Linked DNA regions of Homo sapiens: region 2 is linked to region 1. Evidence: read pairs that join two places in POLR2A ChIA-PET (ENCODE). Cell type or tissue: GM12878. All regions are shown on one strand. Region 1 overlaps RAI1 (retinoic acid induced 1). Region 2 has its middle 8.2 kb from the start of NT5M.

The links. Peaks named below come from ENCODE experiments on the same cell type or tissue, not always from the same donor. Only the 100,000 strongest peaks of a DNase experiment are listed, where the experiment ranks them.
Region 2: POLR2A ChIA-PET joins it to region 1 with 6 read pairs; 3 of 35 experiments call an interaction of 5 or more read pairs at or near these places.

The regions. Positions count from the first base shown.
Region 1 is chr17:17,689,537-17,694,536 of GRCh38, reverse strand. The region is part of intron 1 of RAI1 (retinoic acid induced 1); the gene reads right to left. Among named protein-coding and RNA genes, the nearest start is that of RAI1, 11 kb to the right of the region's middle. RefSeq lists enhancers at 154-866, 867-1,581. In GM12878, no CTCF peak of the experiment used is centred here; a DNase peak (open chromatin) is centred at 2,456; H3K4me3 peaks cover 3,145 bases; H3K27ac peaks cover 4,986 bases.
Region 2 is chr17:17,292,691-17,297,690 of GRCh38, reverse strand. No RefSeq gene overlaps it. Among named protein-coding and RNA genes, the nearest start is that of NT5M, 8.2 kb to the left of the region's middle. RefSeq lists an enhancer at 2,231-2,290. In GM12878, no CTCF peak of the experiment used is centred here; no DNase peak of the experiment used is centred here.

The DNA of each region.
Region 1 (5,000 bases):
GAGGCGAGCGTGGAGCTGCCCGGGCGTCTGGCCTGACAGCTCCTACCTATGCCTTTCCTCGAGGCCCGGGCCCTCCCAGCCCTCTGAGAGGTGGGCCAGGTTGGGGGCTGCCCTCGCTGGGATCCAGAATGTGACTCACACCCCAGAAAAGATGCCCCTCCCTCCCCACAGGAAGGCCCGTCTTCCTGGCTATGTTCCTCCCCGCACCTCGTGCGTCTCCACCGCGACGAGGAGGGGGCAGTTTGGTTCCTCAGGCCTGATGCCAGCCTCTGCCCACCTACACCCCAGGCATCCGTTATTGGGCAGAGAACCCGTTTCCCCTCAGCACGGCTGCCTCCCCGGTCAAAGACTCCAAAGTGCCCACAGATCTAAGCAGAAGTCGCTGCCCTCCCAGGAGACCCGGCAAGGCTAGCAGCTCCCAGGAGACCCTGAATCCCTTTGATTCTGTGTCCTGCCAGCAATGACGGGACAAGGGTAGGATGAGAGCAGACACTGACTGGGCCAGGACAGGTGACTCTCCTCCTAAGCCAGCGAGTCCTACGTGTGAATGACTGCCCAGATTAGGTGGGCAAACAAGCCCAGATCTGTTAAGGAGTGAAGTGGCAGAGCTGGGACTCGGCCAGGCTGTGACTCCAGATGCCTGTCCACACGTAGTGGCACTCGCTACTTCCCGGCCGCCCAGCCCGGGCTGGTCCAGCCGCCGATCTCTGGCCCAGAGCAATGGCCTGGTCTCCCGTTCCTTCCTCTCCCTTCCCCCTACCACAGGCCTGGCTTCCCTTCTGAGCCGCCAATCTGCAGCCACACAAAGCCCTGTTTGTTTGCTTTCTCTGCTGCTCCCCCTGGATCCGATGTCTTTCTCAGCTACCTGCCGCCTGGCTTCCTCTCCAAGCTGCCTGCCCAGCCAGCTGAAGGGAAGGAGGGGCGGCCATTGCAGCAAGCGCCGCCTCATGGCAACCCCATCACTCCTTGAATCCACCTCCCCAGTGCAAGGGGCTCCTAGCCTGGGTGGCCTGACCTTCGACAATGGCTTTGGAGCCCCCTCGCAGCATCTTAGAATGTAGGGTGCCAGTTGGGTGGAGCAAGAAAGATGCCTGGGGCACGGGGAGGGGAGCTGGAGAGGCCCAGCCAGTCTCCCCTCTCCTTTTGTGATCAAGCTTGTTTTGTTTGTCAATCAGGAAGGCTGCCCCTGCCTTCCCAGCAACCCACTGGCTGCCAGGAGATAAGGAGATGAATGGGACCAGGAGGGCCTGATCAGAGGAGGTGGAGGAATGATGCCCTGGTTTCATGGCCCTCACCCATCCTCACTCTTTCTGGGGACTCCCAGGTATCCCAGGCACTGTGATGAGAGCTTACAGGCTGCACGGGGGCGTCACATGGTGGATGCCCTCAGTGCCCACCCTGGGCAGATGCCTCTGCATGGCAGGCACCCCAGAGTGTGCAGATGTGCGCACCCATGGCAGTGTCGGGAAGCCCTACACAGCCTGAGCGAAAACAGGGCTTTCACAGGCAAAGAAAAATAAATACCCGCATTCCACACCACCTTCTCTACCTGCAGAGTGGAGTCTGCCCTCTCTCCCCTTTCAAATAAAGAAACCCAACACTGATAGGCACAGAGATATTGCAATCTTGCCTGGCTCCCTCTACCTAGGACTCTTTTATTGCACCCTGCCAAGCTGGGTGGCCCAAGGACCTCCTCCTTCCCCTTCCATCCCTTTCTGTGCTGAATTTAACCCTTACAGCAACTCCAGGATAAAGGCATGATTATGCCCACTTGATAGATGAGGAAAGAGGAGGTTCTGAGGGAGAAAACCATGAAAAGAAAAACTGCTTTGGTCAGAAGCCAAGCTCATGGCTGTCTGACTGCAAGCCTTCACTTCCCACAAGGTCACAATATTATTTCATAGCCAGGAATTAGCTCCCGAATGGATGAGTGACTAACATGGGGAAGGGGGTAAGCAGCAGGCAGGGCCTGGCTTTGGAGCCTGCGGATGTGATTTCTAATCCTAGCTCTGCCACTTGGTTGCTGTGTGACCTCAGGCAGATCACTTAACCTCTCTGTGCTTCAGTTTCCTTGATAATGGATATAGGGCAGTTAATAAGACTTAGCGAGGACCACCCAATGCCTGGCACAATAGTAGGCACTCAATGCTGGCTTTTCTCCATCCCTTTCAGCATCCAAAGAGACAGATATTCACATATTAGAGGAACCAGGCCTCTCCCACCAATGCTTTCACTCAGTTGGCCCTCCTGTCAGGAACCCCCCACCTTCCCAACCCCTGTAACCATTTCTGGCCCTCTCAGGCAGAGGCCAAGGGCTGTCAAGTTCAGCTCCCCAGGCTCCTGTCCTGCCTAGGAGACCAGGTCCTCTTTGTTTAATTAGCCAGGGCAGGGGCCCCAGGGGACAGTGTCACCCCAAGGGAACAAAGCCAGCTCCAGCCACATCCTGCTGGAGTCAAGAAGAGAGCCACTCAATTAAGTCTGATTTGGCAAAACGTCTGTTTTAGTGCTATTTCGGGCCACGGTGGGGATTTTCTGTGCTTGTCTCAAAGGTATCATAAACCAGATTACTTCCCGCCTCCCTCACCCCTATCTGTGTTTGAAATGAAAATATTGTTTTTCCTCTGCTCTTTTTTCCTGCTTCTCTTTCCCACCTATCAGAAAGCTGCAAATGAGAGAAAGGGAAAAGGCTTGGCCCCAGGCTGGAAGGTAGCACCTGGGGCTAGGGTGCTCCCACTGCCCACCTGGCCCTGCTGGATCCCCCAGAGAGCAACATGCTGGGGGCTGGAGTTCCCTCAAACAGACTAAAGGGTTTAGTCCTCTCTTTTGCCTTCTCCCCACCTCTGGAAGCCACTTCCTGGGCCCCCCGAGGCCAGGCCTTTTTCTGACTTCTCCCCGGGCACACACCAGGTGCCTGGTAGCCTCCCCACCCACAACACACTCCTGCACTTTCTGCCTCTGAGCCTTTGCCTGGGCTGTGCCCTCAGCTGGAAAGACCTCCCCAAAGGCCCTCCCTTAAAAGAGTAGAAGGGCTCGCATCCCTCTTTCTTCCCGCTACCTTTTCCTTCATAGCTCACATTACAAATAAATCCATATCTAGGCAATCATTTCTGTAACGTCTGCTCACCTACCACGCTCTATGCTTCAAACGGGCAGGGGCTCCATCTGCTTGGCCACTGCTGCTTCCCAAGACAGGGATCTCAACCCTCGGCACATGGACATCAGGGGCCAGCTGGTGTGTGGTTCCGGGGGCTGCCTTGTGCGGTAGGATGTTTAGCAGCATCCATGGCCTTTACCCACTAGATGCCAGCAGCACCTCCCCAGCTGAGACAACCAAAAATGTCTCCTGACATGGCCCAGTGTCCCCTGAGACACAAGATCGCCCCCGAATGAGACCCACTGCTCCACAGCCTGGCACAGAGCCCCCTTGAATGAGTGAATACCCGATGACTTTACCCTTCTAATAGAACATGTGATTTTATTTTACCTCTCATCATGATCATGTAGAAATTTCATTTTCCCTATCAGAACAGAAGCTTCCAGAAGACAGGCCCATATGACCTCAGCTGTGCATCAATGCTGTTTGCCCATAGCTATTTGCTGAAGGAATCACTATCAAAGCACCAGAGAGCACCAGACTGAAAGCCAGCTCTGATTCCCCATCCCTGCCCACCCCAAGCCAGAATGCTGGGTGACTTTGCTACAGGAGTTAAGCTTCTCTGGGTCTCCTGTCTCTCCAGCTGCTGTAACAATTCTTTGTCCACTTGGGCTCTGGGAGGTTTACAACTTCACATCTCTATGAAGCTGTAGCTCCTAAGAAATCTTTCAGGTGGTTTTTACTTTACATTGTCTGAGAATTCTGATTATCACTAATAGGCACAATATTTACTAAGCACACTATTCTGTGCCCAGGACTGGCTAAGTGCTTTAGAGGCCCTATCTCATTTGATCCTCTTAACAAAACTATGAAATAGGTACTATTACTTTCGCCTTTGATGAAGGAGGAAACGGGCTTAGGGAGCTTGAGGAACCTGCCTAAAGACACACAGAGGCAGGCAGTCCTGCTGCCTCCGGCTGGTGAGGAGTCCTCAATCAGGAAACACTTTCTGCTTTCATACTTGAGACTGAAATTCCTTTTTTTTTTTTTTTTGAGACAAGGTCTCGCTCTGTCACCCAGGCTGGAGTACAGTGGTACGATCATCTTGGCTCACTGCCACCTCTGCCTCCCAGGTTCAGGCAATTCTCCTGCCTCAGCCTCCTGAGTAGCTGGGATTACAGGCGCCCACCACCACGCCCAGCTATCTTTTTGTATTTTTAGTAGAGATGGGGTTTCACCATGTTTGGCCAGGCTGGTCTCGAACTCCCGGGCTCAGGTGATCCACTCACCTCGGCCTCCCAAAATGCTGGGATTGCAGGCGTGAGCCACGGTGCCCGGCTAGGAATGAAATTCCTTCTAAAATCAAGCACACCTGGCGCCAGACAAAGGCGGACTTTCCCAGGTCAATAAGGCCTCACAGGACCTCCCCAGCATCAGGCCCCAACAGTCAAGCAGAGAAGCAGCTTTAGATCACTATAGAAGGGTCTGATTCAAGGAGTTGGGGGGCTTTGGCACCCCTTTCTGGATGCCAACCGTCACTGAGAAGCCTGGCCAGGGTGACCTCCTCCAGCACCAAGCTGGTCCATGAGATCCTTCAGGGCAGAAATAAAAGCAACAATGGAGGAAGGGCCATGCTCTGGCACTTTCTATGTACCTGATGCTGGACTTGAACAAACGACCACCCTATGAGGTAGATTCTATCAGTTCCCCCATTTTACAGATGACAGAACCAAGTAAAGGAGATAAATAACTTGGCTAAGTTCGCAAGTGGTAGACCCTGGATCTGAACCCAGGCAAAGTCCAAAATACATATGCATACCCACTATGCTACATTAGAGCTGCATCTCATTCATGGCTGTTTTCTCAGTACCCTGGTGTTCTACACGTGATTTATAAATGAACGAAT
Region 2 (5,000 bases), 400 kb after region 1:
AGAAGTATGATCATGCCACTGCCTTCCAGCCTGAGTGACAGAGTGAGACCCTGTTTTTAATAATAATACCAATAATAATAGACTTCAATACCTTCCTTCAATAAGCGGTAGAACAACTAGGCCACAAGGACATAAAAAACACAAATAATACTAAACCAACTAAACATAATAGACATCCACATCTATAGAACAACGCTCCACCGAACAACAGCAGAATACATGTTCTTCTCAAGCACATATGGGACATTTTCCAGGATAGGCCATATGCTAGTCATAAAACCAACCTCTATACATTTTAAAGAACTGAAGTCATACAAAGTAAATAGTCCAACACATTGCTTACACTGGAGAGCAGTAACAGAGGAAACTTTGGGGAATTCACTAATATGTGGAATTTTAATTACATACTCCTAAATAATAATGGGTCAAAGGAGCAGCCACAAGAGAAATAAGAAAATCATTGGGAGAAAAATGTAAATGAAAAAACATCATCCCCATATTTACACAATATAGCCAAAGCAGCACTTAGGAGGAAACTTATAGTTGTAAATGCCTATATTAAATAAGGACCTCAAATTAGTAACCTTTCACTTGAAGAATCTAGAAACAACCAAATCCAAAGCAAGCAAAAGTAAAGAATAACAAAGATTAGAGCAGAAATACAGGCAATAGAGACTAGAAAAATCAAGGAAAGCAGAAGCTGGTTCTTTGAAAAGACCAACACAAATTGATAAACCTTTAGTTAGACTTACTAGGAAACAAAAAGAGAGGACTCAAATTACTAAAATCAGGAATGAAAGAGGAACATCCCTACCCACCTTAGAGAAACAAAGAAAAATATATATATGAAAATATTATGAGCAATTGTATGCCAAAAATTATATAACTTAGATGAAATGAACAAATTACTAGAAAGATACAAACTGCCAAAGCCCATGACTCATATTCACATTTTCTTTTTCTAGTTCAAGAATAAAAAGAAAAAGAAAATATGAATATGCATATAACCATTAAAGAAGATTGAATGAGTAATTTTAAAAAACTTTCCCAAAATAAATGTCTAAGACCAGATGGCTTCACTGGTGAATTGTACCAAATATTTAAGAAGAAATAATAGCAATCCTTCACAACTCTCCCAAAAAATCGAACAGAAGGGAACATGTCTCAACACATCCTGTGAGGCCAATTTACTCTGACACCGAACCAGAGAAAGATATCATAAGAAAAAGAAATCACATAGTAAGAACTCATTTCTAAAAAAAAGATTTTTTTGGCCGAGCTTGGTGGCTCATGCCTGTAATCCCAGCACTTTGGGAGGCGGAGACAGGCAGATCACCTGAGCTCAGGAGTTTAAGAGCAGCCTGGGCAATATGGTGAAACCCCATCTTTACTAAAAAAATACAAATATTAGCCGGGCATGGTGACGGATGCCTGTAGTCCCAGCTACTCCGGGGGCTGAGGCAGGAGAATCGCTTGAACCCGGGAGACGGCGGTTGCAGTGAGCTGAGATCATGCCACTGCACTCCAGCCTGGGCGACAGAGGAGACTCTGTCTTTAAAAAAAAAAAAAAAAAAAAAAAAAAAAAAAAAGCCTGGGCACAGTGTTTCATGCCTTTAATCCCAGCACTTTGGGAGACCGAGGCGGGCGGATCACGAGGTCAGGAGAGCGAGACCATCCTGGCTAACACGGTGAAACCCCGTCTCTACTAAAAATACAAAAACAAAATTAGCCAGGCGTGGTGGTGGGCACCTGTAGTCCCAGCTACTCAGGAGGCTGAGGCAGGAGAATGGCATGAACCCGGCAGGCGGAGCTTGCAGTGAGCCGAGATCCTGCCACTGCACTCCAGCCTGGGTGACAAAGACTCCATCTCAAAAAAAAAAAAAAAAAATTTAATTAGCCAAGTGTGGTGGTGCACACCTGTAGTCCCAGCTACTTGGGAGGCTGAGGTGGGAGAGTCACTTGAACCCAAGAATTAGAGGCTGCAGTGAGCTATTATTGCCCCACTGCACTCCAGCCTGGGTAACAGAGCAAGACCCTGTCTCAAAAACAAACAAACAAACAAAAAAAAAGGTGCAAGCAAGCCAAGTATCCACTGATAGATGAATGGATAAATACAAAGTGGTATATACGTACTATGACCTTGAAAAGGAAGGAAATTCTGGCACATGCCACAACATGGGTGGACCTTGAAGATGTTTTGCTAAGTGAAAGAAGCCAGTTACAAAAGGTCAGGTCTTAAAAGATTCTGTTTATATGAAATGTCCAGAATACAGGCAAATCTATAGAGGCAGAAAGTAGATTAGTAGTTGCCAGGTGTTGTGGGAAGGGTGAAATTGAAACTAATTGCTAAGAGCCTGGGCAACATGGTGAAACCCCATCTGTACAGAAATACAAAAACTAGCCAGGTGTGGTGGTGCACACCTGTGGTCCCAGCTACTTGAGAGGCTGAGGAGGTCGAGGCTGCCATGAGCCATGACTGTATTACTGCACTCCAGCCTGGGCAACAGAGTGAGGCCCCGCCTCAAAGAAAAAAGAGAATGAGGCCGGGCGCGGGGACTCATGCCTGTAGTCCCAGCACTTTGGGAGGCCGAGGCAGGTGGATCACGAGGTCAGGAGATTGAGACCATCCTGGCTAACACGGTGAAACCCCATCTCTACTAAAAATACAAAAAATTAGCCGGGTGTGGTGGTGGGTGCCTGTAGTCCCAGCTGCTCGGGAGGCTGAGGCAGGAGAATGGCATGAACCCGGGAGGCAGAGGTTGCAGTGAGCCAAGATAGTGCCACTGCACTCCAGCCTGCGCAACAGAGTGAGACTCCATCTCAAAAAAAAAAAAAAAAAGAAAAGAAAAAAGAAAAAAGAGAAGGGGAGGGAAGGGGAGGGGAGAGGAGAGCTAATAAGTGTACTGTTTCTTTGGTGGGTGATATAAATGCTCTGGAATTAAATGGTGATGGTTGTGCAACACAGCTTTAACATGGGTGAATTGTGTTACGTGAATTATATATTTAAATTTAAGTAGTATTGTATTATATGGATGTATATAGTATACTCACACTTTAACATAGTGAATTTTGTTATGTGAATAATATATTTAAAATGACTATAAAAGTAGAATAAAAGGAAACACCGTTTTATAATATATAAAACTGCAAAGGGAAATAGGCAAATTCACAATTACTGTCAAATATTTTAATATTCCAGCTGGGTGCGGTAGCTCACACCTGTTATCCCAGCAGGCCTTTGGGAGGCCGAGGTGGGCAGATCACGTGAGGTCAGGAGTTTGAGATCAATCTGGCCAACATGGCAAACCCCATCTCTACTAAAAATACAAAAATTAGCTGGGCATGGTGGCGCATACCTATAATCCCAGCTACTCAGGAGGCTGAGGCAGGAGAATCACTTGAGCCTGGGAGGCAGAGGTTGCTGTGAACCGAGATCATGCCACTGCACTGCCGCCTGGGCAACAGGGCAAGACTCTGTCTCAAAAAAAGAAATTAATATTCCTATCTTAATAATAGAACAAGTAGACAGAAAGCAAGTAAGGATATGGAAGCCTCAAAGAACACTGTTAACCCACTTGACCTAATTGACATTTCTATGACATCCATACAGCAGCAGAATAGACATTATTTTCCCGTGCATATAAAACATTTAAAAAGACAGGCCATACTCTGGGCTGTAAAAATATCCTCAATACATTTTAAAGGATTCAGAGTACACAGAGTATGTTCTTTGATCTCAATAGAATTAAATTAGGCATCAATAACAGAAAGGTCTCTGAAAAATTCCCAAATATTTGTAAACTAAAACATACTTCTAAATAACCCATAGATCAAAGAAGAAATTAAAAGAAACATTAGAAGGTGATTTGACTTGAATTAAAATAGAAATACGGAAAAAAAAAAAGAAATACGGCAGGGTGCGGTGGCTCATGCCTATAACCCAGAACTTTGGGAGGCCGAGGCAGGTGGATCACTTGAGGTCAGGAGTTTGAGACCAGCCTGGACAACATGATGAGACCCCCATCTCTACTAAAAATACAAAACTTAGCTGGGCATGGTGGCACACTCCTGTAATCCCAGCTACTCAGGAGGCTGAGGCATGAGAATCGCTTGAGCCCAGGAGGCAGTGTTTGCAGTGAGCCGAGATGGCGCCACTGCACTCCAGCCTGGGACACAGAGTGAGACTCCATTTCAATAAATTAATAAATTAATAAATTAAATAGAAATACAATGCATCAACATTTTTGGGGTATCATTAAAGTAGTGGCAGTTATTTAAACAGACATTTCACCAAAGAAGATGTACACATGGCCGATATGCACATGAAAAGATGCTCAATATCATTAGTCCAAGGAAATGCAAATTAAAACCGCAGTGTGATACCACTTCACACCTACTAGGAGGATTAAAATGAAAGAGACTGACCATAGAAAATGCTGGCAAAGATGTGGAGGAACTGGAACTCTCACACACAGCTGGTGGGATGAGAAATTAATTGTGCAAACACACTTTAGAACACATTTGGATGGTTTCTTAAAAAGTTGAAACAGGCCAGGTGCGGTGGCACACGCCTGTAATCCTAGCACTTTGGGAGGCCGAGGCAGGCTGATCATGAGGTCAGGAGATTGAGACCATCTTGGCTAACACAGTGAAACCCTGTCTCTACTAAAAGTACAAAAAATTAGCCGGGCATAGTGGTGGACGCCTGTAATCCCAGCTACTCAGGAGGCTGAGGCAGGAGAATGGTGTGAACCCGGGAGGCGGAGCTTGCAATGAGCCGAGATTGCACTACTGCACTCCAGCCTGGGCAACAGAGTGAGATTCCATCTCAAAAAAAAAAAAAAAAAAAAAAAAAAGTTGAAACATATACCTACTGTATGAGCTGGCTATTCCACTCCTGGATGTGTACCCAAGAGGAAAGAAGATATGTTTATATAGAGACTTGTACATAAATATCCTTAGAAGCTTCCTTTGTAAGAGCTAAAAGGTAGAACAACCCA